Regions from separate parts of the Homo sapiens genome. Here region 2 is linked to region 1. A link is an interaction called in ENCODE POLR2A ChIA-PET data of the cell type or tissue named here. Cell type or tissue: HepG2. All regions are shown on one strand. Each heading gives the region's core, and the rest is flanking DNA. Links, peaks and the distances in the headings are about the cores only.

Region 1 (16,436 bases), core at 7,593-11,592:
CCCGGGTTCAAGCGATTCTCCTACTTCAGCCTCCTGAGTACCTGGGATTACAGGCATGCACCACCACACCTGGCTAATTTTTGCATTTTTAGTAGAGACAGGGTTTCATCATGTTGGCCAGGCTGGTCTCAAACTTCTGGTCTCAAGTGACCCACCCACCTCGGCCTCCTGAACTGCTGGGATTACAGGCATGAGCCACCACACATGGCCGGTTTTGTAACTTTTTAAAGGAGTGGAACTCCATTTCTAGAAGCCCAGTATGTAAGATCAACAGGAGTGAAGATTCCTGGCTCTATCTGGGAGAAATTCAGTCCCTTAGGCCTCCTCTGGCCCCGCCCCCAGCCCGGGGTGAAAAACACCAGGCTTCCTGGACTCTGGGCTCCTTACGTTTCTGGCTAGCTGTCAGCCCAAGAGTTCCTACAAGCCCGTCCAAGGCTCCAGTAAGTCCTCCTGGCACTCATTCAATCCCTTCATTCATATATTCATTTATTCAACAAACATTTACTAAGCTTATACTCTATGCTAAACTTTCAGGGAGACAAGCGACCAAGATGGAGACTCTGTCCTCTGTGAGCCCACAGCCTGGTGAGCAGACACACAATCTGGGCCTGCTGTCCAAGCAGGTGGACCCCAATTCAGGGAGCACAAAGCAGAGGGTGGCTGCTGGCTCAAGGTAGTCAGGGAAGACTCCTCGGAGGAGGTGACATCCGGGTGGTCTTGAGGAAAGTCAAGGGTCCGGAAGACAGTGAGAAGCTTGCTTTCTTGATGCAGCCCTTTAGAGAGGACTCCCAGAAATGACAGCGGGGAGCGAGAACTCCAGACTGTGATTTGGGTGGAGACCAAGTGCTTCCTTGTAGATCCCCCGCCTGGCGCGTTGCATGAGCATTTATCTATCGGGCCGCCCACGCAGATGAAGCAGCGAGTCACTACTCCTTCGGAAACACCACTACAGGATGTCTGGAAGGAAATCTACTTCCCTCACAGAGGGAAATTGCCAATAATCAGTGTTGCTGAGAACACGAGTAGCTTCATGGGCCCCAAATGAAAGACTGAATCCCAAGTGTTCCTTCCAAGTGCTGGGGGGTGAATCAGTAACAAGGTGCCAAGATTGTAAGGCCCCCCTCCTTGGGCAGAATGCCTCTCCATCCACAAATAGAAACTTGCTGAGAATTTAATTAAGAACAGTGTACATAAAACTCACTGTTCCTAAGTAAACAAATATTAAGCAAGATACTTCACTTTCATGTTATGGGCTCTTGAGGGGTGAGAAAATCGGGACAGGAGGGGTGGGTGGGGAGCTCTTGAGGGGGAAGAGGAAGAAAGATTCAGACTGAGAAGAAAATAGATTCCAGGTTGGGGAGGGGAGAGAAGACGAAAGCCAGACATACACATTGCAGAGGGAACAGAGGAGAGGCAGATGGAAGGTTCTAACTTCTTCTCTGTCCAGACTTTTTTTTGTTTTTTCTTTTTTTTTTTTTTGAGATTGAGTCTCCCTCTGTTGCCCAGGCGGGAGTGCAGTGACGCAATCTCAGTTTACTGCAACCTCCACCTCCCGGGTTCAAGGGATTCTCCTGTCTCAGCCTCCCAAGTAGCTGGGATTACAGGCACACACTACCAGGCCTGGCTAATTTTGTGTTTTTAGTAGAGACGGGGTTTCACCATGTTGGCCAGGCTGATTTTGAACTCCTGATCGCTGGTGATCCACCCATCTCGGCCTTCCAAAGCCATGAGCCACTGGGCCCGGCCCAGAGTTTTCTTTTGTCTTAGATCTCCACTTTCTTGCTTAGTTTTCATTAGGTTCTGATGCCTGTTAGTTGGAAACAAATTCCTCTTATCACACCAGGTTTTCCTCTTGGGCTTTGTAGCTGGCCCTGCTCACTCACCCCGACTCATGCCTTTGCCACTTGCTGTCCCTGTACATGTAAGAAGGTGTCTCCACTTGAGGATTTCCTCTCAGCCCTGTGCTTGGAGGGCTGGGAACACTGGGGAGTTAATGGCTCTGGGAGTAGGCAATGACAGATGGGAGTTGGAGTATAAATACCTCACCTCTCCTTCCCCTTAGGTGGATTAATTCAGAGCCAAGTCTTCCATACTGTTCCCCAGAGCTACCCAGTAGGATTGAGCTCTCATTGCCCACGGTGGTAACTGGACTGACGGCATGCTATTAATTGGCTTCCATCCTTTCTGTCTTTCTTTCCCTCTTCCTTGCTGCTGCTTCCGGGAGTCACCTCCCAAATAAATTACTTACACTCAAATTCTTGTCTCAGGGTCTGCTTCTGGAAGAATTCAACTCTCAGAAAGGCTTCATATACCATATTAAAATTTTATTTTGGGGATCTTATGACCCTCCTTACCCCCAGAGTTTAGTTAATCCTGTTTGCAATGCAGAACGACTAACATCTTTTAATTGTTAAAGTTTTGCATTGAAGACTTATTTTCTTATTGTGTTTTGAAGGTTTACTGTCCCTGAATAATGGCTTAAGGTTTACAAAGTTGCTTTTCAACTAGCAAGTCTGATGTTTCCCTTTCCAAACCTAAGTGATAGGGTTTGGCTCTGTGTCCTCACACAAATCTCAGGTTGAACTGTAATCCCCATATGTTGGAGGAGGGACCTGGTGGGAAGTGATTGAATCACGGGGGCGCAAGTCCCCCTTGCTGTTCTCATGATGGTGAATTCTGACAAAATCTGGTTGCTTAAAAACGTGTGGCACTTCCCCATTTGCTCTCTCTCTCAGTCTTGCTCTGTTGTGGTAAGAGGTGCTTGCTTCCCCTTTGCCTTCTGCCATGATTGTAAGTTTCCTGAGGCCTCCTAGCCATGCTTCCTGTACAGCCTGTGGGGCTGCAAGTCAATTAAACTTCTTTTCTTCTTACATTACCCAGTCTCAGGTAGTTTTTTTGTAGCAGTGTGAGAACGAACTAATACATTAAGATTGTATCTGGACCCAATCCTTTGTGTCACCTACAATGAGAGTTACTAGAAATAAGGGTGTAAATCCTCAGCTATGCTATCATTCATTTATTTTATTCATGATGTAAGTTTGTATTGAGAAAGCGTGTGCCATGTGCCAGGCATTCCTGCCCCATGAACTTGCTGTCTTGGGTAGCTCGAGATTGGATTTTGGGTGAGGTTTTAGTTTACTTGGTTATTCACTCATTATTTACTGAGAGTCTTTGTGTGCCTGGCACGGTGTTGGATCCTGGGCATACAGAAATGGGTAAGGCCTGGCCTATATTTCCCAGAAGACTGGAAGCCACAAGGCTGCAATGGGTATATAAATAATAGTGGGTTAGTTTGCTTATGATAATGGCCTCTGGCTACATCCATGTTGCTGCAAAGGACGCGAATCCGTTCTTTTTTATGGCTGTGTAGTATTCCATGGTGTATATGTACCACATTTTCTTTAATGTCATGCAACATACCCTTCTAACAAACCTGCCCATGCATCCCCTGAATCTAAAATAAAATTGAAAAAATAAAAATATTGGGAACGTTTCCTGTGATGGATGCATCTAGAGCCAGCAGGGGTGGAGTGAAGGAGAGAGGGGTTAATTCTCTCTTAGGGGCCTGGGAGGCTCAGGAAGTCTTCATGGAGGAGGGACCATGAGCAGAGCCTGAAACATTCTAGGGAGAGGAAAGGATGTGGCAGGAGCAGGGGTGTGGCAGCTCTTTAAGGACTGGGGCTAGTGAGGCCGCAGCTGGAGTGCCAGCAGGTGAGGAACTGGTGTGTCCAGTGTGGGAGATTCTTTGGTTTTAAGATCTGGGCTATGCCGGAAGTAGTGTGGCACAGTGGTTAGGGCACAAGGGATTTGCGTTTGCAAGCTCTTGTCCATAGAGCTTGTGCCCCTAACCACTGTGCCACACCGCTTCCCAGCACAGCCTAGATTTTTTTTTTTTTAAACGGAGTTTTACTCTTGTTGTCCGGGCTGGAGTGCCTTTTTTTTGTTTGTTTGTTTTTGTTTTTGTTTTTGTTTTTTTTTTTGGAGAGGGAGTTCTTCTCTGTCGCCCAGGCTGGAGTGCAGTGGTGCCATCTTGGCTCACTGCAACCTCTGTCTCCCGGGTTCAGGCGATTCTCCTGCCTCAGCCTCCTGAGTAGCTGGGATTATAGGCATGCAACACCATGCCCAGCTAATTTTTTGTATTTTTAGTAGAGATGGGGTTTCACCATGTTGGCCAGGCTGGTCTTGAACTCCTTCCTGACCTCAAGTGATCCGCCCACCTTGGCCTCCCAAAGTGCTGGGATTACACATGTGAGCCATTCCACCCGGCCTCTGAGCCTAGATTTTAATACCAGAGAATCTCCCATGCTGGACACACCAGCGCACACCTGCTTGCACTCTGGCTCTAGTCTTGCTAGTCCCAGTCTCTGAGTCCTGCCTTTCTGAACTTCAGTTTACTCATCAGTATTCGATAGGGGATAGACTACCTCCTGCATAGGGTTGTTGTGACAGTTAAGTGAAGGAAGCCTAGCACAGTCCCTAGGATATTGTGAGTTCTCTCTCTCTCTTTTTTTTTTTTTGAGACAGAGTTTCGCTCTTGTTGCCCAGGCTGGAGTGCAATGGCGCAGTCTCAGCTCACTGCAACCTCCGCCTCCTAGGTTCAAGCAATTGTCATGCCTCAGCCTCCCAAGTAGCTGGGATTACAGGCACCCACCACCATGCCCGGCTAATTTTTGTATTTTTAGTAGAGACGGAGTTTCACCGTGTTGGCCAGGATGGTCTCGAACTCCTGACTTCAGGTGATCCGCCCACCTCGACCTCCCAAAGTGCTGGGATTACAGGCGTGAGCCACTGCGCCCGGCCTGTGAGTTCTCAATCAAAGGACATTGTTTGTTAGTAATTTGCACCCAGTCATCTTGGTTAAAAATGTTTAGATACACAAATACTCCCCACAGTGTTGCCATTGCCTATAGTCGTCAGGACAGTAACATGCCGAACAGTTTGTAGCCTGGGAGCAACAGGCTATAGCATATAGCTTAGGTGCATAGGAGACTATACTATCTAGGGTTGCATAAATACATTCTCTGATGTTTACACAACAACGAAATTGCCTAACACATTTCTCATAACCTATCCCCATCATTAAGTGACACATGACTGTATTTGTATCTACATTACCTGGGGCTTGAGAAACATCTTTGTAAAAGAGACTTGACTGCCCAGGGCAACGAGGAGCAGAAGTGGACTAAACTGGGACAAAAGGATGCCCCTAAATGTGGCCGTGTGTGTCTCCGTGGGAGAGTTGCGTAATTTCCATCATCACCATCCCGGCAGTTCCTGGAATTCATCTTTTGATACCTGGGCAGGGAAGCGGGGGAAGGGGCTCCACCTGATGCCTTCTCCCCACCCCCATGGGGAATTCTTGGTGCTTTGCACTGGGGGATGGTGCCTGTCTGGTGAGCATGGGGACAGACGGGACTGACTGGCAGTACTCCAAACTTCTCACTCGCCAAAAGGCCCACGTCTCACCCTTTTCAGGAGCATCTGCAGTGATGTTCTCAGAGAAGTTGGAGACCTCCCAAATACCCACCCATTCTGGTGTCTCTCTGCATGGAGAACCAGCAGATGGACAGTGAGACCCCCTCTGCCAAGGACTTGGAATACGGCTCTGCTTTAACAGTTTGGGGACACCCCCACCCCATGAAATTTTCTCAGACTTGGGAGAAGAAAGGGACCAGAGAGAGGGAGAGCTAGGACAGCGCTATATTTGTGTAGATGGGGAAACTGAGGCTCAGAGATGTGAAGGGAGTAGCTCAGAATTACATAGTTGGTCAGTTTCCAGGCAGGCTTTTCTCTCCGTGGTTGGTTTACTTTCTACACTCCTTGAGGTAACTTTCCCCACCTACCTGTGATCTGCCAGCCAAAAGGTGTTGCCAGGTTCACCCCAAGTCCTCGCCCCTCACCTCAGCCAGATGCTCCTAGTTCTGTGCCTTTAGAGAAACACAAGGCTCTCATTGAACATTTATCCCTCCCTCTCTTCACCTAGCAAAAGAGCATGTATGCTGTCTTTGCCTCAGGCACTTTTCATTGTTGTGGATTCAGTGGTGAATATGGTGGGGGTTAATTTGGAAGCGGTGGGGGGAGTCTGGAGTCACAGCTTTTCAAGTATTTCTTCACTCTTTCCTCCAAAATACCCGCATTTCTTTGTCTCTTAAACATATCTCCAACCTTTAGTAACTTGCAGTCCCTTGACTCACAATGTTTTCCCTTCCTCCTTCCCATGTGGAATCTTGCCATCAGCTTGAGGCATGGTGGGGAGATTCTAGTGATAACTTCTGGGGCCAAGGGATCCCATATGGCTCTGGTTTTCAAGGAGACTAGCACTATCTTCAGAGGCCACAGGTCATGGACGAGGTGGGCAGGAACTTTCCAGAACACACCTCTCTGAGTTGAGGGTGAAGCTTGCATGGTTTATTTCCCCCTTGTCTCCTGCATGTTGTGAAATGTTATTCTTACCCTTGGGTGGCTGTAATAGTGAAAGGGACGTTTTCTTGTTTGAGTCAGATCTCTTTGGGTTGTAAGTGAAAGAAACTTGCATGGAAGTGGTAGAACAACATTGCGACCAATAGCTCTGGAGCATGAAATCTCAGTTTCAACCCTCATAGGGAGGGACAGATTCAATTCTCGCTTTGTCCCATGTCCAGAATTTCAGGACAGGGAGTAATTGGTTCAACTTAGGTCAAGCTCCCTTGGCCACCACGAGCCAAACAGCTGTGGCTGGAGGAATGAGGTCATGGGATACAGAATCGTTGCTTCTATAGTAACTGTGTAAATGGTGGGGAAGGTTCCTAGAGAGGGTCCCCAGAAAAGAGGGGAGCTGGGTAGGTAAAGGTTCATTCAGGATGCTCATTTGGGAGTGGGTCTGGAGACACAGTGTCTTTGCCCCTAATGTGCTCAGTTTGGCCTCATTAGCATCTAGTAGGTTTGATGATCCTCTTTAGGCTCAGACTCTTCTCTTTCTTACCTCATACCCCCAAAGGGCCACGGCAACCACAAAAGCGGCTGTTTTCACATGCGTCCGTGTGAAGAGACCACCAAACAGGCTTTGTGTGAGCAATAAAGCTTTTTAATCACCTGGGTGCAGGCGGGCTGAGTCCGAAAACAGAGTCAGCGAAGGGAGATAGGGGTGGGGCCATTTTATAGGATTTGGGTGGGTAAAGGAAAATTAGTCAAAGGGGGCTGTTCTCTGGCGGGCAGGGGCGGGGGTCACAAGGTGCTCAGTAGGGGAGCTTCTGAGCCAGGAGAAGGAATTTCACAACGTTAATCGCTCGGTTAAGGTGGGGCAGGAACAAATCACAATGGTGGAATGTCATCAGTTAAGGCAGGAATTGGCCATTTTCACTTCTTTTGTGATTCTTCACTTGCTTCGGGCCATCTGGACGTATATACGTGCAGGTCACAGGGGATATGATGGCTTAGCTTGGGCTCAGAGGCCTGACAGCTGTGGCATTGTGGACTTTGTCTTCGTGGTGCTCGTGGTACGAGAGAGTCAGCCTGAAGTCCAGTCCAGGCTTTCCTTTTCCCTGCTGCCTTGTGTTCAAGGAGGCAAGGCAGAGCAGAAAGAGCTGGCCTCTGGTGTTATACTGAGCCCATTTCAAGTCCTAGCTCTGCCATTGCTATATCAGAACCTGGGCAAAACAGGTAACCTCTTTGAGCCTGATTTTCTTATTTATGAAACTGGAACATGAGCAATTACCTTGCAAGGGTTAGGGATAATCTTTATTGCTGGGTCTGAAACTTGACTGTGCATTAGAATCACCTGGAGGGCTTATTGCTGGGACGCACCCCCAGGGTTTTTGATTCAGTGGATCTGGAGTGTGGCCTGATCAACTGCAGTTTAAGCAAGTTCTAGGTGATGCTGCTGCTGCTGCTGGTCTGGGGACCACATTTTAAGAACCACTAATCTACATTTACAATATTTCTCGACTGACATGGTTTGATTGTGTCTCTACCCAAATCTCACCTTGAATTGTAATAATCCCCACGTGTCAAGGGCAGGGCCAGGTGGAGATGATTGAATCATGGCGTGGTTTCCCCCACACTGTTCTCGTGGTAGTGAGTAAGTCTTACGAGATTTGATGATTATATAAATCGGAGTTCCCCTACACAAGTTTTCTTGTCTGCTGCCGGGTAAGATGGCCTTTGCTCCAAGTTCACTTTCTCCATGATTGGAGGCCTCCTCAGCCACGTGGAACCGTGAGTCAATTAAACCTCTTTCCTTTATAAATTACCCAGTTTTGGGTATGTCTTTATTAGCAGCATGAAAACAGACCAATATATCAACTGAGGGGGATTCTGCAGTACCTTGCATTCTTCCCCACCCCTGCCAGAGGACGTTTGGCAATGTCTGGAGATATTTTTGATTGTCTTGATTGGTTGGGGTGATATTACTGACATCTGGTGGTAGAGAGGCTAGGGATGCTAAATGTTATGCAATGCACAGGACAGCCCTACAGCAGGGAATTATCCAAACCAAAGTTACCAATCCAGCAGTGCTGAAGTTGACAAACTCTGGCTTACAGCAAGTCTCTGGTCCTAGCTTTACTTCCAAGCTGTGATGCCCTAGCAAAGTCATTGCACTCTTCTAAGCCTCATAATTGTGCAGAATTAGTCCCAAAAAACTTTGCAGCTCTAACATGCAACAACTTTAGTCAAAGGACGTTTATTAAGTACCAGCAATATCCAAGGCATGGCGGTGTTTCTATGCAAGGCACTTCTCTTTTATGGAATTGTACACTCGGCAAACACTTTGAAAATGTGGTTGGGTTTTATATTGTAATGTGTAATGATTGCTTCTACAACCTTGCATAAATAGTACTATGATTTTTTTCCTTGTCCTTAATGGAATTTAGAAAAATAAAGTCACAGCATCATAGCTTTTTATTTTTGTTGATATGTCATAAATGAATGCACTAATGAGGGTGTTTGGGGCATTAGCTTGCTAATTGGTGATAGTAACTATGGACATATGTGCAAAACACCATAATCAAAATTTTCACACTTGGTTAATGGAAGCCAACATTTTATTTGAGAATTATAATAACATATTTATTGCAATTAGTCCTGATCTACAATATATTGTTAATTTACAGTAGTTCTCACAGTGACTAGCTGATTGAGGTAGAAAATGTAGAAGGTCCTGCAGAAATGGACCAGGCAAGAGCTTTCCTTGGCTGAATATTTGGCTGTTGTCCTTGATTTCTAAGCTGCTGTTGGAGTGGGGGAACAAGATAAAAAGCAGAGAGATCAGTTAGTAGAGAGATGGGGGTGGTTTGGACCGCAGTGGTGGCAGTTGTGATGAGAAAAGGAATTTGAGAAGTATTTGGAAGAATAATCATTGGGACATGAGGATTGGTGGGATATGGAGAAGTTTTTGGAATGTCATGGAGGGGCCATTGGAGTGCCAATTAGGCATATGGAGGTGAGATGGGGATGGCTGGCAGAGGAAGTTGGCGGGGTATTGCAAATCAAGACTTCAATCTGGCATATTAAATTTGAGATACCTGGAAGGCCTCCAGTGGGCTTGTGAGAAGAGTTGGATATTCTGTCTGAGTGAGGCCAGAGGTAGAAATTTGGAAGTTTTTGGTGTATACATTTGAATGGGTGAGATTGCTAAGGCAAGAATGGAATGAGAAGAGATGAAGTTTCTGGACCAAGCTCTGAGCCTGAGTTTCTTTGGTAGAGTGACCTTCAAAGATCCTGAGAAAAGGATTTGTGTATAAGTAGTTTATCTGGGGGGTGATCCCAGAAAGAACCAGTCAGAAAGTGGAGAAACGAGACAGGGAAGATGTGGTAGTTTACATATGGCCATGAGATATTTGTACATTTTTACATCAAGAGGTGGATTCTATTACCCCACTCCTAGAATCCAGGCTGGCCTTACGACTTGTTTTGTTCAACAGTATGCGGCAGCAGTGAAGTTGTGCTATTTCCAGAGCCATCTTTACCCTCTTGGCGTGCTCACACTCCCATGTAAGAAAGCCTGGGCTAGACTATTAGAGTATGTGAGTCCATGTGGAAAGAAATCCCAGCCAACAGCTAGCACCAAGGCCACAGGCATGTGAGTGAGGTCATCTGAGACCCTTCAGCTCTAGCTGAGCTACAAGATGACTACCACTCCATGAGTCATCCAGGACCAGCAGAAGAGCTGCCTGGATGGGCCCAGCCCAAACTGCAGAATCATGAACAAATAAATGATTGTTATTTAAAGTTTTGGGATGTTTTGTTACACAACAATAGATAACTGATGATATTTTACCAATGACATGCTAAAATATTGCAAGATGTTGTGAGGTTGTATACTTGGGTCCAAAATATCAGCAGCTTAGATAAAAGATGGAAGAAGATATGACTTAGTATTACTCATGGAAAATGAATCAGGAGCTTTAGTTTACTGTGAGTTTAATCAGTGTCTGTAGTTTGATGTGGATATCCAAAAAGCTAATGCAACAGACCTCAGGAGGCATTAATGAAGGTATACTACAGGAAAAAAAAAAGTCACAACAGTAGGCAAAGCGAAGACCACTGGAAGATCCATTGTCAAAATCCGAGGAGAAGTTGCACCAATTTGAGAGGATGAAGTGGGATTAGACAAAAATAGTTCTTAGCATGCTGAAGAAAAAGGCACAAAGGTGGTATTAGTTCTCACAGGCAAGCAAAGGGACAAAGGGCACAAGAGTCTGACTACATACAAACCTCCTAGGTTATTAAGGAAAGATGTTCTCATGGTGAACATCTGAGACCCACCAGGAGCATTTGTGTTGCTATGGTGATGTAGTTCATCTACCAGAGGGAGGGTGGGCTACTTTTTTTTTTTTTCTCTCGAGACGGTCTGGCTCTGTTGGCCAGGTTGGAGTGCAGTGGCACAATCTCGGCTCACTGCAACCTCTGTCTCCTGAGCTCAAGCAATTCTCCTGCCTCAGCCTCCCGAGTAGCTGGGATTACAGGCATGTGCCACCATGCCTGGCTAATTTTTTTTGTATTTTTACTAGAGATAGGGTTTCATCATGTTGGCCAGGCTGGTTTCAAACTCCTGATCTCAGGTAATCTGCCAGCCTTGGCCTTCCAAAGTGCTGGGATTACAGGTGTGAGCCATTGCACCCTGCCTGAGTGGGCTATTCTTGGCAGTCATCTACTGAAGGGGCTCCTGAGGCATAGGCCTTGTAATGTTTTGTGTTTTTCTGGTGTGTCTTTTCCAGATGCCACTGCTTTGGGCAGTGGATCTCAAATTAAGCATGCATCAGAGTCACCTGAAAGGCTCGTAGAAAACACAGGTGGCTGGGCCCCACCTCCAGAGTTTGATTCAGTGGATCTTGGGTAGACCCCAAGAACTTGCGTTTCTTGAAAGTTCCCAGGTGATGCCGATGCTACTGGTCCAGGGATCACACTTTGAGAACCATCCCCCTAGGACAATAAGGCCCAAAGCTACCCCACAGTTATACCAAAGGAAATGGAAATTTATCTATTCAGCTCATACTCATAACTTTTATTTTTATTTTTTTTTATTAGAGATGAGGTCTCACTATGTTGCCCAGTCAGGTCTCGAACTCCTGAGCTCAAGTGACCCTCCCGCCTCTGCCTCCCAAACTGCTAGGATTATAGGCGTGAGACACTGCACCTGGACAACTTTCTTCTAATGCTGTTCTTTCGACTGTAGAACAAATGAATGTGTGTGTGTGTGTGTGTGTGTGTGTGTGTGTGTGTGTGTGTGTGATAGGAGAGCTAGAAGACAGAGAAAGAGAAGTCGGAGTGGGGGAGAGAGAGAGGAGAGGCCTTCTGGGTTTCTATTTCTGACTCTCATGGTGAAGAGATCCCTGTTAAAGTGTTCTAATTGTTAGACTTCTCCCACCATCCTAGTCTTCTTGATGTTGACATAATGCTTGGACATTTTGCTTCTTTATGATGTCTAGGATTCACTTATCAAAACTCACTGATGCGGGACATAGGCATTATGGGTCTTTCCTTTACCTAAACCCTGGCTGCACATTAGAATCCCCTGGGATTTAAAAATCCGTGCTCTCTCTCTCTATATATACATGATGGAATACTACTCAGTCATAAAAAGGAACGAATTAATGGCATTCGCAGCAATCTGCACGGAACTGGAGACTATTACTCTAAGTGAAGTAACTCAGGAATGGAAAACCAAACATTGTATGTTCTCACTCATAAGTGGGAGCTAAGCTATGAGGATGCAAAGGCGTAAGAATGATACAATGGACTTTGGGGACTTGGGAGGAAGGGTGGAAGGGGGTAGGAATAAAAGACTACACATTGGGTTCAGTGTATACTGTTTGGGTGACGGGTGCACCAAAATTTCACAAATCACCGCTAAAGAACTTGCTCATGTACCCAAATACCACCTGTTCCCCAAAAACCTGTGGAAATAAAAAATCTCAATGTTGACCCCAACTCCAGTGAATTAAATCAGGACTTCTAGGGGAAAGGAGGGCCGTCACCAGTTAAAACAATTTTTCTCAGGTGAATATAATATAAAACCAAGGTAGACATTGACCTATTCCTTGTTCTCAGCAGTGGTAACAGGTCCTATGCAGAGGTAATTCTAGGCCAATGGCCGCCAACCTTGGCTACACATTAGCATCACCTGGGGAGCTTTAAAAACTTGAAATGCTCAGACAGCACCCCAGACCAATTTACTGAGACTCTCAAAAGGTGGTATCCAGGCATCAGTATTTTAAACAATTTTTCATGTGATTCCAATGTGTAGGCAAGATTGAAAACAGCTCGCCTAAAAGTATGTTTGCATAAAACCTGTCATTGTTCCAGGCCTTGGCAAGGGGATGTGTGAAATGCTTCGCTTGGAGTACAAGGCCAGTAAATCCTGGTCTCAGCTTCATGGGCTCTCACTTTTGAGCTCAGACACCAGCACAGCTAAGCACTGGCCCCCTACTCAGAGGTCTGATTTTCAGCTTTGCAGAGCCCTTCTAATCTTCTAAGTTTGTATGTATGTATGTATGTATTTATATTATTAGTTTAAAGACAGGATGTTACTCTGTTGCCCAGACTGGAGTGCAGTGGTGCTATCACGGCTCACTGCAGCCTTGACCTCCTGGGCTCAATTGATCCTCCCATCTCAGCCTTCTGAGTAGCTGGGACTACAGGCGTGCACCATCATGCCTGGCTATTTTTGTATTTTTTGTAGGGATGGGCTTTTTGCCATATTGGCCAGACTGGTCTAGAATTTCTGAGCTCAAGCAACCTGCCGGCCTCGACCTCCCAATGTGTTGGGATTACAGGTGTGAGCCACTGTACCTGGCCCTGTTTTAACACTGCCAGTTTCTTCCCTTTGTTTCCCAGCCCTTTGGGTAATGGTTGCTCTCTGCAGCTGTTGCCTCTATTATATGTTAATGTTCTCTTTTTGTCTTTTCAGTACCGAGTTAACAATTTTGTACCTGGTTACCACTTATCTACATTAAATTATTTCTATTAAAATAAGTGTTATGTTTTTTGACTCCTGACCAGATCCTGACAGATACACTGACCACACATAGAGAAGAGGGAAATGTGGAATTGACGTGGGAATAATTTGTGTTCTTGGAGGATAAGAAATAGGACAAATGCAACAGGGAGAATATTCGAGGAGGAAATATGAATAGAAGAAACATCCCTGAAGTGAAGGTAGATACGAATGTTCAGCTCAAAGGGTTACCAAGGAAATTTATAAGCAGAGAAAAAAAGCTAGCAGTGAGACATAGACTCTGATGAAACCATTACATTTCAAGGAAAAAGGGAGTCTAATGAAAATTCAGGCAGAACAAGCAGGTTGTCTTCAAAGAAAATAAAAATCAGATGGCCTCAATTTTTAACTCTGACATTAGATTCCAGAAGAAAATGCAGCAAGAAAGACAATGAAAAGAAAAAGAATAGGATCCAAAATTTCATCAAAGTTGATATTTACAAGTGAGTCAAATATGCACGGATTTAGGAAGTATATCACCCATATATCCTTCTTGTGGGGGAAAGAGTGTGGGGGAGGAAATACTTGAAAATATGCTTCAGTCAACTAAGAGATGACTCAAAACAAAGAACTCACTAGAAAATTATCTAGCATTACTGGAAAAGGAAGTGCTTGTATGGGGGTGTGCATTGAGACAATTTACATATAAAATTAAATATAAATAACCATGGAAAAATTATAAAACAGAATGTGAAGAATGTAGCTATTATAGTTCTTAAAGCAAAATATATATAGCATTATAACCCCAAAATTTAAAAGACTGAGACAAAAATTCCCAGAGCATATAATTGAAAACCAGAAGATAGAGGTGAAGACAGAATGAGAAATTGGAATGGAATCAATTTTCTTATCTTCCATAAGCGGAGTCAACAGCTACTTTTTCTTTTTCTTTCTTTCTTTCTTTTTTTTTTTTTTTTTTTGTAACAGGGTCTCCCTCTGCCACCCAGGCTGGAGTACAGTGGCATGATTTCAGCTCACTGCAACTTCCCCCTCCCAGGGTTCAAATGATTCTTGTGCCTCAGCCACCCTAGTAGCTGGGATTACAGGCGTGAGCCACAGAGCCAGGACTTTTATTTATTTTACTTTATTTTATTTTAGTTTTTGCTTTTTGCTTTTTCTGGAGACAGGGTCTTCCTATGTTGTCCAGGCTGGTCTCATATTCCTGAGCTCAAGTGATCCTCTCATCTCAGTCCCCCAAAGCGCTGGGATTACAGGGATGGCCATTGTGTCTGGCTGACAGCTACTTTTTCATTTTTGAAGTTGAAAACTTTGAACGTGTAAATTAAACCTTGTAATTCAAAGATAAAAAACAATCACCAGTAGAACAAAACACATTCTGTTTGCCAGATGAGCAGAAGGTAGGAAAAATTAGGAAATAAGATAATGGAAGCATATAAAACATAAAACAAGAAAGTAGAATTAAGACCAAAGATATCTGTTATGGAAGCAAATATAAATTTAAAAAAAGACATGCCCACGGAAAGAAAATGACTCCCAGGTTGGGTAAATCCAATCCAAATTCAACAATCTGCCAACTGCAAAGCACAAACCTGAAACAATATAATTGAGGCAGAATAATTCCAGATATATCAGCCAAATGCAAACAGAAAGGAGGCAGGAGTCACAACACCATCAGAGGAGGGAGAAATCAAGGTAAACATTATTCAGTGAGATGCGGTGGTTCATGCCTGTAATCCCAGCACTTTGGGAAGCTGAGGTGGGCGGATCACCTGAGGTCAGGAGTTTGAGACCAGCCTGGTGAACATGGTGAAACCCCGTCTTTACTAAAAATACAAAAAATAGCTGGGCGAGGTGGTGCATGCCTGTAATCCCAGCTCCTCGGGAGGCTGAGGCAGGAGAATCACTTGAGCCCGGGAGGTGGAGGTTGCAGTGAGCTGAGATCATTCCATTGCACTCCAGCCTGGGCAACAAGAGTGAAACTCCATCTCAAAAAAAAAAAAAATTATTTAACAAACTAATGGAGGGTTTAACCTACAACCAAGATATAATAGTTATGAGTATAGTATAGCATACACATATGTATAGTTAAACGGTAGGAAAACAATGAGCAATGGACAGAAAAGTGATTAGTGAGGAAGTTGAAGGTATTCTTCACAGATAAAATATGACAAATGTAAAAATGGAGAAGATTTAAATAATGCTTCCCTCAGGTTCTGAAAGGGGAGCTCAAGGGCCTTACTCTTAGGTTTCTAATTGCCCCTTGTAAACTGGGTCCTGCGGTGAAAGGGAGCAAATGGACAGACGGTAGGAAAGGCAGTTTGGAATCCCTCATACCTGGACTGGGGTCTTAGCACCACAACTAATGGCTGTGCAACCTTGGTCAAGGCGCTTCACCTCTCTGAACCTCAGTCTCTTCGTAACATCTGTACTAATTCCTCCTCTTGGAGAGTTCTGGTAAAAATTAAATGAGGCCCTCTCTAAGGAACAGGCAGTGCTTGACCATAGCAGACAAGCGATACATGTTTTCTTGCAGGATGATGAGCAGCTGGCATAGTATGAACTTGATTATGTAATTATCACAGAGCTACACATCCATATGTCTATAGCAGGGTTTCTTGGCCTCAGCACCACTGGCATTTGAGCTGGATAATTCTTTGTGGTGGAGAGAGGGGCTGTCCTTTGCAGTGTGGGATGCTTAGTGGCATCCTCAGCCTCTACCCACTAAATGCCAGGAACACCCCTTCCTAGTGTGTGACAACCAAATATGTTTCCATACATTGCCAAATGTACGCAGGCGGCCAAAATTGTCCTCAGCTGAGAACCATTGGAAGAGAGCGAGATTTGGAAGAATGCTCTCCAAAAGTGAATGATTTTGTCTCTGGGTGGTGAGATTTGAGGGCATTTTCTTTCTTTCTTTCTTTCTTTTTTTTTTTTTTTGAGATGGAGTCTCTCTGCCACCCAGGCTGGAGTGCAATGGTGCAATCTCGGCTCACTGCAACCT
Region 2 (16,436 bases), core at 4,131-8,130, 120 kb after region 1:
AGTCTCGCTCTTTCACCCAGGCCAGACTGCAGTGGCGCAATCTTGGCTCACTGCAAGCTCCGCCTCCCTGGTTCACGCCATTCTCCTGCCTCAGCCTCCCGAGTAGCTGGGACTACAGGTGCCTGCCACTGTGCCTGGCTAATTTTGTGTATTTTTAGCAGAGACGGGGTTTCACTGTGTTAGCCAGGATGGTCTCGATCTCCTGACCTTGTGATCCTCCCGCCTTGGCCTCCCAAAGTGCTGGGATTACAGGCGTGAGCCACCGCGCCTGGCCTTGGATTATTATTTTTAATTAACATAAGCAATACACAGGAAGAAAGTAAAGACCCCAGAGCGTAACCACCAAAATGAGTATTGGCCACTTTTGGGGGTTGTGTCCATATTCCAATCAGTCTCTTCGGTGTTTGGACTGTCCACTGGGAATGGCCTTCAGTGGCAGTTAATGGCATAAGAAAATTGCTCTCATTCTTGTCTTTATCCTTACAAAAATTGATTTTACAAAAATTTTAACAGGAAGTGGCATCGCACACCTTGATTCTTGCCTGATTCTTCACACCTGACTCTGAATGTCTTTTTAACTATTTTCAAAAATTCACTTCCCTACCTCCCCATCAGCCTGAAGGCTAAACATGCTATCTATCACTGATTGTGGGGACACACCCTAGCTCCCTGACCTCAGTTTCCCCATCTATGTTGGAAGAGAGGTTGGATTAAATGGCCTTGGTGTCTGGCTAATATTTTAGGATTCCAAGGCCACTGGTACAGATTGCTGTTCTTGGCATGCTCCAGACAGCTGGGATTTCAGAGAAACCCACTCCTGAGCCTCAGCCTCACCTTCAACCAGCTCTTTCCACCTCCCCTCACATCCCCCAGGCTCCACTGTGAGCCTCCCAGCTCGGTGAACAGGCCCCGTGTCTTTGCCTTCTCTCCATCATGTGCTCAAAGCCTGCTCAGGCTTTCAGGTCTCATACTGATACTTTTATGACTTTCTCTGATTAACTAGTTTGGATTTCCATTGCATTTTCCCTGTAGATCACCTGATGGTTAGAAACCAAGGCTATCCCTTTGTTCTGATTCCAGTATAATTAAGCATCTCACACAGTATATTAGGGGAAAAAGACAGTGAAATGATAAAAATAGACATTCCTAAACCCCAAGACAAACCTAACATATCAGAGTCTCCCAAATCACAAATCCTTGTATGTTTCCCTTAAACCTGGACTCCCTGAGAAAGACAATTTTATCTCTGATTCTTGCTATGATGATCTCTGAAGACAGATCAGGACCTTGTGATTATGACCGTCACAGGAGAGAGTTGCTGTTTTCATGCCACGATTAATATACACCTGGTGAACTTGATAATTTTGCAATTGTTTTCTTGGAAATAATTGCTGTGTTTGCATTTGGTGAACCAGTGCTTCTGAAGTCTGGTTCCCTTGCACTCTGCAAGTAAAATTTTCTTTTCTAAATATTTCTGTTTCTGGGGCTTCCTTTGACAGATGGGATGACTTAATACATGAATTTGTGTTGTGTTCTTGCATTCCATATTCTAAGGTGAAGAGGTTTTTGTCTTTCCTTGCTGAGGGAGGCTTGTGTTGTAAGATTAAAAGCACAAGTTGCCTGAATAGGGATCTCTTCCCTGGTTTTGTTTATCTCAAAACCTAGGCTTAGTGCCAGAGTGTGGATGTTTATGTGTGTGTGTCGGGGAGGGGGTAATGCAAAGTGGGGAGGGAGGGAGGGAAAGACCATTGATGGGGAGAAAGTAGAATCAAACAGAGAGAGAAAGAGAGAGGGAGAGAGCGAGATCATGAAGACCAAACTTGCAGTTTGGTTTTGAGGAGAAGGGAATTTCTGGAAACAGCAGGAAACCAGAGCAGATGACTATTAAGGGGTTTTAAGGGGGTTGGACCCCAGGCATTGGGGCTTCCGGTCTGGGCATTGACTGCACATCTGAGCCCAACCTCACGGAGGCAACATTGGTATCAGCCAACAGGATGCCGAGAGGGCTTGGACAACAGCTCTAACAAAGGCAACAGTGTGGACCTACACTCATTGGACATACCCAAAGCTGGGTGTATGTGTAAGACCCTTGAGACCTTCACAGGATCCTGTGGGGCAAGAAGGGAACCCCAAATATGAATTTCCTGCCAGGTCAGTAAGCTGAGACTTGGGATAGGTTTATAGCAAATGCAATTATTGTGACATGTCTTGCCTTTCTGAGATTAAGGCATAAAATTGACACCCGCTATCATTTTTCCAGTATTTAGCACCCTCTATCTGGTATTGTCTCCATGACCTACACCCTGTCCTCCCCAACTTCCTGCTTTCCTCATATCCCACCGCCTGATCAATAACCTTTTGTTTGCCTTTTGTGTACTGAGGATAGGACCCACCTTCTAATCATCTACTATGGGGTCTTAGTACCTAGTTTGTGCTCGTCGGTTGAAATCGACTACGTTGCACTGAACTGTATCCCACCCTACCATGCTAGCACCATACTTTGTGTCTGGTTGGTATTCAACAAATGTTTGCAGAGTGGAGAAAGGCATGTGGAGTATTCCAAGGTGACCACTTTAGAGGAGACAAGATGAACCTGAACGTGTAAGTTCAGGCATGTTTGTTCAGAAGCACGTTAGTGACCTGGTTTAATCACAGGAGACTGGCAAGGAAGGAGCCTGTGCATCTGTGAAATGAGCCATTTTCTGCCAACCCTTGCACGGGCACTGGTGTTGCTTGATCAATTAACCCCACGCCCTTGTCCTCCATCTGTGCTTGGATGAGGACGCGTGGCTCTGCGGTGAGTGCAGGAGGTAATATCTGTCCTCCGAATGGGCAGCATGTGCATGGGTAATTGATGTGTTCCCGAGTTCCAGGGAGAGAGATCCGAAATCAGTCGTGCTGCTCCGAGCTTGCAGTGGCCGGCCTTGGCTGTGACTATGGGGGTATCAGCTGGCCTCTCCTATGAACACTGGCTGGCCAGATGGATGGGGCCTGCCAATGGCTGCAAGGAGGGCTTGTCCTCTATCCTTGCAACGGGTCTCCCCACTGGCAAGAAATGAGTTCTGATTTGTGCCCAGGGCCACCCGGACACCTGTTGAGTGGTAAATACAAGCTGTTTTAAAAGATAATGTCTGGGTAGTGTGAGTATGCTGGTGTCCATCTGAATTACTTTTTAAACTTGTTTTCAAAGTAAGGGAGGCTATTGGCTCCTTGAGTCTGCCGTACACTATTGGGCAGCTGGTTAGAGTGTGGGCTGTGGAATTACACTGCCTGGGTACAAACCTTGCTCGTCCACTTGTCAAACTATGAGTTCCTGGGCTCACTGTGGCTCTCTGAGACTCAGTTTCTCTATCCGTAAAGTGGGGATGATATTAATACTTAACTCATAGACCTTCGTGGAGTGTTAACTAAGGGTGATGTTTAGCTTGGTGCTAGATGTCCTGTTACAGAGGATCTTCCCACTAGAACATGGGATGTGTTGAATAGATGATTCTGGAGCTATTTGGTCCCTGGTTGTTTAGTATTTGTCTCTTTTGCTAGACTAACAGCTCCATGAGGCTCTGGCCATGGCTGTCTTGTTACTGCTGGACTCTGAGAACCTGATTCAGGGAGGGTACTCAATAAATATCTGTGTTAGTGAGAAAATAAGGCAGGTGACGTGGGCATAAGCAAGAGGCCCAGGCAGGGCTGGGGCAGCTCTGGGGGTTTTTAGTGGTAGGAATTAGGCTAAGGTGTCCAGCTACAGCTATGCTGTCAGTCCTGGGAGGGAGCTGGAGCGAAACCCTGGGAAAAGGTTAGAGGGGCAGTTATATATACATGTGTAGAGGGGTGATCTTGGGCAGCTTTCTCGCCTCTAGCACACTGAGTCAGGCATGTGGGCGGCAGACCCAGGCCAGCTCAGCATGAGAAGCTGTTTGGCTGGGCCAAGGTGTTCACATGACTGGACACCACTGTGGGCAGCTGGACAGATCTGTGGCAGGCAGGACATAGCAGCCATAGGATGCTATGATGATACCAACTAAGATGACCAGCGAGGGCTTCTGGGAACTTGTGCTAGCTTTGGGATCATACAAACATGGATACAGATCCCATTCTCACTTTTGCTCTAGGAAAATTATTTAACTTCTCTAAAGTTTGGTCTCCTCATCTGTAAAAAGGGATCCTCTCTGCTCTCTCCTTTTCGGGGATCATTGAAAAGGAAGTAACTTATTTTTTTTTTGTTCCATTTGAAAGAAACAAAGTACTTTGCTGACATCTTTATTTAGGAGTGGTGAGTGATTGACCCATGAATTCACTGTGGGAATTCAGTGATTATTTTTGAATACGTGGAGTTTTTAGGTTCCTGCAGCTTCCTCGACTTGAAAGTAAAGCTGGCACCAGCTTCTGACAGTCCCTGTAATTACCTCGCACTGAATTGAGCTGAGGTTTGCCTTTGTGCCTGAGGTTGGCGTGGGCTTCGCTGCCCTCACCCTCCACACCCACATTTGAATGTAGTTGCTAATTATGATTTATGGTGCTGTCTGGTTGAAGCTGGCTGGCTTGCTTGAGGTTGGGTGGTACAGGCACTCCCTTTCTTTGTCAAACAGTGTCGAGGAGATCCAAAGGTGGCCTGGTACCCCAAGATGGAGAAGCCCAGCATGTTATTATTAAAAATAAAGTCTAGAGATATGCACCAGTGCTTGGCTACTGACAGCCTATAATTCCTGTGGCAGTGGCGAGATATATTTTGTTTTTAGAGTTTTGTTAAGAAGTGACTATTGGCCGGGTGCGGTGGCTCATGCCTGTAATCCCAGCACTTTGGGAGACCGGGGTGGGCAGATCATGAGGTCAGGAGATTGAGACCATCCTGGGCAACATGGTGAAACCCCGTCTCTACTGAAATACAAAAAATTAGCCGAGCATGGTGGTGTGCACCTGTAGTCCCAGCTGCTCGGGAGGCTGAGGCAGGGGAATTGCTTGAACCCAGGAAGTGCAGGTTGTGGTGAACGGAGATAGCACCACTGCACTCCAGCCTGGTGACAGAGCGAGACTCTATCTCAAAAAAAAAAAAAAAAAAAAAAGACTATCAGTGAGGGACTGTGTACACTGAGACTATGGATTAAGGCTACCTTTTCTACGCTGTGGGGAGGGAGGAGGGAGTCCAGACAGGTCCTAGTGGGGCTATGTGTGTATGGATATTGTTACCCTTCCAAGACCAATAGGATATTTCAATATTACTTAACCCCCAACTTCCAAGAGGTTCTATCCATCCATCTTTCTATTGAACCATCCATCCATCCATCCATCCATCCATCCATCCATCCATCCATCCATTTATTCAATTGATCCTTCCATGATTCCAGCAAGTATTTATCAAACACCTTTTCTAAGACTCTAGAGATAACACCAACCTCAGCAGCAGCAGTAAAAGCATATAAGAAATGGAGAGTCTAGTACAGTTACCATGGGCGAGGCTCTGGGCTAAGCACCTTACGTACTTCATTTGATCTTCACAACTCTTTGAGTTAGGGATTATTATCATCCTCATTTTACAGCTGAGGAAATAAAGGCTCATGGAGTGTGTTAGGCCATTCTTGCATTCCTATAAAGAAATAACTGAGGTTGGGTAATTTATATAGAAGAGAGGTTTAATTGGCTCACAGTTCTGCAGGCTTTATAGGAAAGCATGATGCTGGCATCTCCTCGGCTTTTGGGGAGGCCTCAGAAAGCTTACAGTCATGTTGGAGGGCAAAGGGGAAGCAGGCACATCATATGGCAAGAGTGGGAACAATAGAGGGGCAGGTGCCACACACTTTTAAACAACCAGATCTCACAAGAACTCACTACCCTGAGAATAGCACCAAGCCAGGAGGGATCCACCTCAGTGTTAGTCAGGGTTCTCTAGAGGGACAGAACTAATAGGATTGATGTATATATGAAGGGGAGTTTGTTAATGAGTATTGACTCACACCATCACAAGGTGAAATCCCACTATAGGCCGTCTGTAAGCTGAAGAGCAAGGAAGCCAGTCCGAGTCCTAAAACCTCAAAAGTAGGTTTTAGCCACAGGGCTGAAGGCCTGAGAGCCCCTGGCAAGTCACTGGTTCAAGTGACAAGTTCAAGAGTCCAAAAGCTGAAGAACTTGGAGTTTGATGTTTGAAGGCAGGAAGCATCCAGCACGGGAGAAAGATGAAGACCAGAAGACTCAGCCAGTCAAATCCTTCCAAATTCTGCCTGCTTTTTTTTAGCTGCACTGGCAGCTGATTAGATGGTGTCCACCCAGATTGAGGGTGGGTCTGGCTCTCCCAGTCCACCGATTCTGACGTTAATCTCCTTTGGCAATACCCTCACAAACACACCCAGGAACAATACTTTGCATCCTTTAATCCGATCAAGTTGATACTCAGTATTAACCATCATAGCCTCCATGACCCAAATACCTCCTACCAGGCCCCACCTCCATTGGGGATTACAATACAACATTAAAATTGGGAGGACAAATAGCCACACTATATCTGGAGGTTAAATGATTCACCTAACGTTTCAACCTAATAAGTGGCAGATCCAGGAATTGAATTCAGCCAAGTGGATTCCAGAGCCCAGGCTCTTGTCCATCAAACTACATGGCTTCCAGGCATCTCTCTTTGGTTTGGTCCACCTCCCATGAGCTAGCATGTGGCTGAGTCCATAGATGTTGTCTAGGTTCTTCACTGAAATCTCCATCTGTATTTTGGGCTCCTGTTTTTTTTTTTTTTTTTTTTTTTTGAGATGCAGTCTTGCTCTGTCACCAGGCTGGAGTGCAGAGGCATGATCTTAGCTCACTGCAACCACCGCCTCCTGGGTTTGAGTGATTCTCCTTCCTCAGCCTCCCGAGTACCTGGGACTACAGGTGCATGCCACCATGCCCAGCTAATTTTTGTATTTTTTTTTTTTTTGTATTTTTTTTTTTTTGAGACGGAGTCTCGCTCTGTCGCCCAGGCTGGAGTGCAGTGGCGGGATCTCGGCTCACTGCAAGCTCCGCCTCCCGGGTTCACGCCATTCTCCTGCCTCAGCCTCCCAAGTAGCTGGGACTACAGGCGCCCGCCACTACGCCCGGCTAATTTTTTTTTTGTATTTTTAGTAGAGACGGGGTTTCACCATGTTAGTCAGGATGGTCTCGATCTCCTGACCTCGTGATCCGCCCGCCTCGGCCTCCCAAAGTGCTGGGATTACAGGCATGAGCCACCGTGCCCGGCCTTGGCTCCTTTTTAATTAATTTGATGAGCTTCAGAGAGTGGAGTTCTGTGAACATTTTCTCATTCTACGAGAATAGTATTAGTAATAATAGTAACAAAGTAACAACTAACATGTATTGAGTTCTTATCCATAAACTCTCATTTGAGTGCTTCAACCATAGTAACAACTTGAATCCTCACACCAACCCTAAAATGTTTCTTCATCTAATCCTCATGATTATTCTTATTTTAGAGATGAGGAAACTGAGGTATAGGGAGGCTAAGGCAATTTGCCATCTTCTTACAGGAAGTCTCCCTGTAATACTTGGGAATGCACTTGACTGCAAATAACAGGAACTCTAACAATAGCTTAAAGAATTACAAACAAACAAACACCAACTTCATGTAACAAGAAGTCCAGAGGCGGGGAATCCGTGGCTGGTGTGGCAGTCAAAGATGCCATCAAGAACTCAGGTGGGGTTTCCATTCTTCTAGTCTTAGTGTAGCAGAGCTTGTTACCTATGGTTGCAAGATGTTGCTCCATTTCCAGTTTATCATTGCATTTTCAGGCAGAAAGAAGGAGGAGATAGGAAAGCAAAACCTTCCCCAGAAATGTTCAGTAGATTTCTACTATATTTCATCGACCAGAACTGCAAGAGTTCTCTCCACCGTGAGCTGTGGGAGAGGCTGGGGAATCGAGTCCCCTCAACCTTTTCTCCTTCCAGCCTCACGGTGGAGGAAGGTAAGAAAGAAAAGTTGGAAATGGGTATTGGGTGAATGAACCAACAGTGTCTACCACCTTTCCTGTCATCTACGTTTTCTTGGTTGGTTGTTGGGTCTCTTTATTCTTTATTTTGATCTGCAACTTTTCCCCTAGATTTTTTTTTTTCTGATTTTTGAAGACATTGATGTTTGGAAGAGTCCAGGCTAGTTGTCCTATAGAATATTTCACATTGTTCCTTCTGCATTATTTAAACTTTTAAAATTGAGATATAACCCACATACCATAAAATTCACTGTTTAAAAACTGTACAATTTGGGGCCGGGTGTGGTGGCTCATGCCTGTAATCCCAGCACTTTGGGAGGCTGAGGTGGGTGGATCACTTGAGGTCAGGAGTTGGAGACTAACCTGGCCAACATGGTGAAACCCCATCTTTACTAAAAATACAAAAGTTAGCTGGGCATGGTGGCGCGTGCCTGTAGTCTCAGCTACTCGGGAAGCTGAGGCAGGAGGTTTGCCTGAGCCTGGGAGGCACCACTGCACTCCAGCCTGGGCAACAGGAGAGAAACCCTGTCTCAAAAAAAAAAAAAAAGAAAAAAATGTACATTTCGGAAAAACAATATGGAAGTTCCTCAAAAAATGGAATTACAATCAGAAACTACAAGCAGGAACTACAAGTGTGTACCACTGTGCTCAGAAAAATATTTCTGATAAATTTAGTGTAGCCTAAATTTACAGTGTTTATAAAGTCTACAGTAGTATATGGTAATGTCCTAGGCCTTCTCATTCACTCACAAGTCACTCACTGGCTAACCCAGAGTACCTTCCAGGCCTACAGGCTCCATTCATGGTGAGTGTCCTACATAGATGTGCTATTTTAAAAAATCTTTTCTACTGTATTTTTACTGTATCTGTTCTAGGATTAGGTATGTTTAGATATACAAATACTTACCATGGCATACAATCGCCTATAGTATTCAGTACAGTGACATGCCATGCAGGTTTGTAGCCCAGGAGCAATCGGCCATACATAGCATAGGTGCGTAGGAGGCTATGACATCTAGGTTTGTGTAAGCACATGCTATGATGTTTACACAAGGACGAAATTGCCTAACAATGCATTTTTCAGAATGTGTTCTTGTTGTTAAGTGACACGTGACTGCATACGCAAATGCGCACATCCTACTGGTTCTGTTTCTATGGAGAACCCTGACTAACACAGGGAGGATGACAAAGTTCTGAAGATGGATGGTGGTGATGGTTGTACAGAAGTGTGAAGGTACTGAGTGCTGCAGAACTGTATGGTGAGAAATGGTTAAAATGGTAACTTTTATGTGTATGTAGCCGTAATAAAAAAATGCACAATCCGGCAGCTTTCAGTATATTCACAAGCTTGTGCAACCATCACCACTCTAATTTCAGAACATTTTTATTGCTCCAAAAAGAAACGCTGTACCTGTTAGCAGTCACTTCTCATTCTCCTCTCCCCGACCCTCTGAAAAGACACAAAAGACCATACATTGTATAATTCCATCTTATAAAATGTACAGAATAGGCGAACCCTGTCATTCATTTTTAAAGGAGATAGTCATGAGGATGTGCATTTTTTATGTTTCTTCTTGGTGAGGGAGATGGGGGGTGCAAGGAGTCATCCCCATTCTTTCCTCAAATTCCCATTATAATCAGCAGAATTTGCCTGGAGAAGCTGTGGTGATCAAATGTGAGAATCAAATCAACGGGATGAAGAATGGTGAACTTCTTCACCTGCTCAAGTTGGTCAGGACTCTGTAGCAAGTCAGGAATGGCTGAAAGAACTGAGGTTGCTGAGCCAGATGACAAGAAGATTCCAGAGGGAAAATTCAAAGGACTGTTGCTGACATGGAAGGGAAACAGGGTATCATGAACAAAATGGGGATTTTGGAAGTTCACAGACTTGGATTTAAATTCTTTTCTTTTTTCAACTTTTATTTTAAGTTCAGGGGTGCATGTGCAGGATGTGCAGGTTTGTTACAGAGGTAAATGTGTGCCACATACTTCTGTGGTTTGCTGCACAGATCATCCTATCAGTTAGATATTAAGACCAGCATCCACTAGCTATTCTTCCTGGATTTAAATTTTTACTAGTGTCCTATCTTGAGCATATTAATCTCTCTGGGTGTCCGTTTCCTCCTTGGTAAGATGGATGTAATTACAGAATTGTAGGGTTATTAAAAGAATTAAATGAGATCATTATAAACGATATTTTGTTCCTCCCTCTACGTGAGTGCAAAGGGCAAAGCTATAACTATTTGTTCATTTACAACATATTTATTGAATCTGTTGAAATCTATGCCTCTGCTAGGCATAAGGACAGTCATATAGAAGAAGACAAGGAGGGAGCCATCTATTTGAGGAGGCAAATACGCGATCGAGTGGCTGTGACACAAGGTGAGATGTGCTGCTTTGTTGGAAACATCACAAGGCACTAGGAGGCCATGAGAAAGCTGTGGGTGACTCTGGAAGTCTTAGGGAAGTTCTCTTGCAAGGGTCCATTCAAGCCAGGTCTTTAAGGGTGAGTAAGAGTCCTTCAAAGGAGAAGGGAAGCACAAGCATTATTGTGGGAAAGAACAGCATGGTCAAAGGCAAGGAGGAGTGAAAAGCACAGTGCTTGTAGGGAATTGTAGGAAAGAAGTTTGAAAAGGTTGGCTGTGGTGTAAACTTGGGGAATTAGTGGTGGACAGTGAGGTTGGGACGTGGGTCAGACTAGATGTGGAAGAAACTCAACTAGTAGGCTCTGAAGCGTGGCCATCTCCCCTCTTGAAAGTCTTGTAAGTCTTGTATCACCCTTCTGCCAGAATGATATCTGGCAAAACTGTGGAGACCGTAATGAAGGAAGAGGCAGCACTGGAGGCAGGGAGGCCATATAGAAGAGGCCACTTCATAGTTCAGGGGAAGATAATGAGATTGGGCTAGTGATGGAAATATTTAGGGAACCAGACAAAGGGAACTTGGAGAAGGCTCAGAGAAGTAGTTTTGAGGGACAGGGAAGTGTTGAGGATGGCTTGTATAAGAACCTACAGGCTGATAGTGACAGAGAAGGGTCCCTTTTTTTCTGAGTGGTGTAGTGGGGTCAGAGAGACCTGAACTAAATCCCAGTACTGGTACTGCCTGTGTGATTTTGGGCAAGCCTCTGCCCCTCTGTGAGTGCATTTTCCTCATCTCTAAGGCAAGAATGATATACCTACTCCACCGTGTGAAGACTAAACTAGATTTTTCATGAAGACTCATGCAAAATCCTGCTCATCTTACTGCATCTGTGCAACACTTAGCCTTCAGGAATATTTCCTGAGCACTGTTCTAGGGGTTGCGAATATGTCAGAGACCAAAGAAGATAGGAATATCTCAGAGAGTTTAAAAATTGAATTAATTGTCAACTTTTAAAAACCCGGTTTTTAAAGCTTTGAGAAAAGGTTTCAGAAAAAAGTCTGAGTTTCAGGGTTTTGTTTTTTTTTTAATGGGAAGATCTGGGTCATTTAAAAATGGGCTTCTCTGAGTCACGGTTTTTATGGGGAATAATGGGCTGGGGGGGGCAAGTAGTGGCTCTTCCTTTCAGTCACACCCTCCAGTTTCCACAGTCCCCACTGCTCCCCATTGTTAAACCTGCTTGCCTCACTCATTTGTATCACCTATGGGCATTTTAGTTTGTGACATCTGGTTTGGTCCAAGTCTTGGTACACAGTAGGTGGCTGGGTTTCAGAGGCTGGAAGCATGAAGTCCACATGGGATAGTGTTAAAATAATCTAAGAGCTTGGACTTGGGTTGAGGCTCTAGGGATGTAAAGGGACGGATAAATATGAGAGAGACACTAATCATAAAAAGTCATCACCTGGAGACCAGTAGGACTGCGGTATAACAGGATGAGTCCATAGTCATCATCTAAGCTTTCTAGTCTGAATAGGGAGAGTGATGGAGTGGGGATAGGGAAAACACAGACATTGAAAGGTAAGGAAACTGGAAGGGTTGGAGGCCACATTGCATTGGGACCTAATCCTAAGCCCCCCATCCCCACCCTCACCTCCAAGAAAATCTCCCAAAGGCTGCCTTAGCTTTGTTCATTTCCTAGAGCTGTGCAGACATGCTCCGTAGGATTCTTTTGGGTACTCCTCAGATGTCCCTGACCTATGCAAATATGCGGTCACCAGGAGCAATGCCAGGAATCCAAGACTTTTCCATTTCTTTGGTTGTTGTATTGCAACTGCAGACAGAGCAGTGTTTTTTTGCATTTCTTCTGTGCGATGTTCACCTGGGCAGATGCCAAGGGGCTCAGGCATGGCCCGGGGGCTGAGCTTTGGTGCCTGTCCATGTCACTACTTTCTGCAGGTTTTTCTGCCAGCACTTACTCACCATCCTTGGGATGTGATCCATTTCTTACAGTTGAGGGACTTTTCCTTCTGTTATTTCTTCCATTATTGCTTCTCTTCCATCTGTCCCGTTCATTCCTTCTAGAATTCCAAATGGGGGTTTATTGAGCCTCCAGGATCCATTTTCCATTTATTCTCTCTTGTCTCATTGTTTTCATCTTTTCATCCTTTTCCTCTGAGTTAGGGGAAATTACTCATGCTGATCTTCCCAAGTGACTCCTTTGGGTTTTGACAGTATCCAATCCATTGTTTGGCCTTCACTCATTTAGATATTTTGATGATCACATTTGCTTTTCCTGCCAAAAGTGTTTTCTGATTTCAGAGCATTTCTTTCATAGAGGCAATGTTTGCTTTGTTTTGTTTAGTCTTGTCTTGTGTTTATGTTTTATTCTGAAATAATTTTAGTTTTACAGAAAAGGTGCAAAGATACTATAGAGAGTTTCCATACACCCTTCACCCAGCTTCCCCTGATGCTAAACATCTTGCAATGTGTTTTTGGATCTTTCTGAATGTATTTAGGAAGATTTTCTACAGTTTTCTCAAATGTATATACAGGAAAATATTTGTAGAGACTTTGCAGAATTGGGCTGTTGTTTTTACCATCAAGTATTTTCTTATAGTAGGTGATTTTTCTTTATTTTATTATTCTTTGAGAGATTTGTGTTTGCCCAAGGGTGAGATGTGTTCTGTCAAATATAAGGGTCTCTGTTCAAATGTTCCACAAAGGAAGAGATGAAGTCTAGTTACTTGTGTGTGTGTGTGTGTGTTTGTGTATGTGCAGTGGAGGCATTTAAAGGGATGCCCCTAACCTGGGTGAATCGTCTCCTATGTTCAAATTACTTTGACATTAGCTAAGACAATGGCCCTCATCCCTAAAGGGCTACATTGCCCATCCTATGGCCCCACTATGGCAATGGCTCCACTTCATTTGGCCCACCACCCGTACCTTCAGAAGATTCGGGGTTAGCTCCCTGCTTAATTTGGGTTTTCCCAGAAGCAGATCCTGACATGAAAATTTAAGTGTAAATAGTTTATTTATTTATTTATTTAGTATTTATTTATTTATTTTTGAGACGGAGTCTCACTCTGTCGCCCAGGCTGGAGTGCAGTGGCGCAATCTCGGCTCATTGCAAGCTCCACCTCCCGGGTTTACGCCATCCTCCTGCCTCAGCCTCCCAAGTAGCTGGGACTACAAGCGCCCACCACCGCGCCCAGCTAATTTTTTGTATTTTTAGTAGAGATGGGGTTTCACCATGGTCTCGATCTCCTGACCTCGTGATCCGCCTGCCTCAGCCTCCCAAAGTGCTGGGATTACAGGCGTGAGCCACCGCGCCCGGCCTAAGTAGTTTATTTGAGAGGAGATATTATGACACATTTGTCATGGGAGTGAGGAAGTGGGACAGAGAAGGAAAGACCGCCAATACAAAGTGCACAATCAAGCAAGTTACCAGCATGCACAACTGCAACGCAGTCCCACCAGGGAGCTCTGGGAACCAGTGTGCAGCATGCTCCTCAAAATCATTCCACCTCAGAGGTGAGGAAGCTGAGGTATTTACACACCCAGCTTCCAGGGCCTTGATACTTCTGCTTTGCCTCACACAAATGGAGCTGGTGCTGGTGGTCAGAGAGAGCCCTTGGGGAAAACTTTGCAGGTGCTAGAGGTTGGGAGTCAGGCTGGCATGGAAATCAATAAATGCTGAGGTGGCACAGGCAGGGCCCTGACAGTAGCTGTGCACTGTGCTTCTTCTAGGCCTGTTGTACCCACACCCATAAGAGGATAAGATTTACCCCTTGCCAAACATCTCACATCTCATCTTTATCTATAGCCACTGACACTGTCAATTTTATCTTATTTGGTTGGTGGGGTGGTATAGGAACTCTGGTTCTACCAGCAATCTATCCTGCCTACTTTCTAGATGGGGTTTTCCCTTCACTTATTTCTAGTTATGGGTGGGCCTATATTTTCCTGAACGTAGTGCCACCTACATTATGTCTGGTAGACATGCCACAATGATTCTGGCTTGTTGGGAGCAGTCATCCTTTTTGTCTACCATGTAGATAGATAGATTCTTTCCTTTTACTAAATCTCTATATTTCTTTGTTCATTTCTATTGGCAGATCAGAGGAAAAGGATTTAAATATGTAGACTCAAATTGGCATCTCAAAATGGAAGTATGACTTATTCCCAAAAGGTATTTTCAATGCATTATCTTGGAAGCATTTGAACGTGTGTGTATTTAATTTAATAATAGGTATAAAACATAGCAGTAAGAAGCAACTGCATTATTCACTTGGTTCAAAGGCCATTTTTGTTTCCCCAACATTAACTTCCTGCACTTAAACTGACAAACCCTAGATAAATGCAATAATTTCTTCACATTTCACCGTGATCAGCTCTTTACTTTTAACAGCAACAGTTGTATTTCTCATTAACTTGTCCACTGCTGATCCTTGGAGTGTTTGAATCTCAAAAAAATTGTAAGAAACTGTCATAGCTACTGTAAGAGACTGAAGAAGTGAAGAAATAAGCTATTGTAGCTTTCTCCTGGAGATAAGGATGCTGCTTGGGTCTTGAGCCAAAATTCATTATGTCTTCTTCCTCTGCTGGTGGTGCTAGGTCTCACATATGCTATTTGTAGTTTCTGCTGCTTGGGCATGTGATGGGCGGGGTAGGGAAGGCTTTAGCGGGAAGCTTAAGAGAAGACTCGTGGCTATGGAAAGTCTGGAGTGCAAAGAAGGTAGCCAGGATTTAAACTGAAGAGTTATGGAATGACTTCAGTGACCATAGCATCACTGGCTGATCTGAGCTAAGAGCAAGATATCCAGTGCTAGTCTAGTTTCCTACCAGAGAGGAAAGGTTCACCTTCTCGAATGCTACAGACAGTGGCTGGTTGTTTGCCAAGCCCATTTCCTCTTCATTTTTGGAAGAGGAGCTAAGTGTTGTTTTCCAGACTCTTGCAGACAGGTGTGGCCATGTAGCTCATTCTAGCCAATGAAATGTGGGCAGAGTGATTGGTGCCACTTCCAGGCCCGGCCCATAAGACCTCTAGGCTCATGCCACTGACACTATTCAGAGGACCGTGGAGGTCCTGGGGCCACATGGCACAGACAGCTTCTAGCCACAAGAGAAAAGGGGCCTGGGTCCCTCAGTCGCCACTTGGAAGAGAGCCATCTGAGAACGCAAAACACCTCTTTTATCTTTGCGTAAAGAGAAATACATTTCTATTGGATTGGAATTATTATGTACAAATATTTTACAACAGTGAATAATAACTAATATATCCAGAGTCCCGAGGCAGACCCAAGATCACCATCTAAGAAGCCTGCCCTCTAACCTCCAACTCAGAGTCCACTTCTGGAGAAATCCAAACTGGGACAGTGGGCGCGAGGAGTAGTCTGAGAAAGCAGCTGTTAAGGTAGCTTTGGAGGCAGACCACCTACCTCCTGGCTGGCAGTGAGGACCCCATCCCTGGAGGTATGTGAAGCACAGATGGCCTCTGCTGTAGGGCAGCAGTATAAGTGTGAAAGCTGGGATGATATTCTGGTGGAAGGAAAAGCACTAGGAAGGTATCAGACATTTGACCTGTAAACTCAGAGAAATTGGATGGCTGTTGCTCAGCTCAGCTGACACACTGAAAAAAGATAAGGAAGGACTGAATGCTCATTAGTCAATTAAATGCATAGTATGGCTGGGCATGGTGGCTCACACCTGTAGTCCCAGGGCTTGAGAGACTGAGGCTGGAGGACAACTTAAGGCAAGGGGTTTGGGACCAGCCTGGGTGACATAGCAAGACCCTTGTCTCTACAAAAAAAAGATTAGCTGGGTTTGGTGGCACACACCTGTAGTCCCAGCTACTTAGAAGGCTGAGGTGGGAGGATCACTAGAGCCCAGGAGGTTGAGGCTGCAGTGAGCCGTGATTGCACTGCTCCACCCCAGCTGGGCAACAAAGTGAGTTTCCTATTTCCCTCTTGCCCCTCAAAACAGTGTAGTGTGAAAGCCAGAGGTCCTCCTTGGTAACTAGGAAGGGAAATCTCATCTCCTACAGCTTGAGAGCAGGGAAAGCTGAGGCCCGGACCCAGGCTTCATCAGGAGAGTAGCAGAAGTTTGATTTTCATCTTAGTC

What was found. ChIA-PET counts read pairs that join two places held together with the same protein. Peaks named below come from ENCODE experiments on the same cell type or tissue, not always from the same donor. Only the 100,000 strongest peaks of a DNase experiment are listed, where the experiment ranks them.
Region 2: POLR2A ChIA-PET joins it to region 1 with 6 read pairs; 2 of 35 experiments call an interaction of 5 or more read pairs at or near these places.

The regions. Positions count from the first base shown.
Region 1 is chr20:43,373,370-43,389,805 of GRCh38, reverse strand. No RefSeq gene overlaps it. Among named protein-coding and RNA genes, the nearest start is that of SRSF6, 76 kb to the left of the region's middle. RefSeq lists a silencer at 6,471-6,520. In HepG2, for the core only: a CTCF peak has its summit at 8,399 (motif pointing left); a DNase peak (open chromatin) is centred at 10,071; H3K27me3 peaks cover 411 bases.
Region 2 is chr20:43,248,667-43,265,102 of GRCh38, reverse strand. No RefSeq gene overlaps it. Among named protein-coding and RNA genes, the nearest start is that of PTPRT-DT, 67 kb to the right of the region's middle. In HepG2, for the core only: no CTCF peak of the experiment used is centred there; no DNase peak of the experiment used is centred there; H3K27me3 peaks cover 340 bases.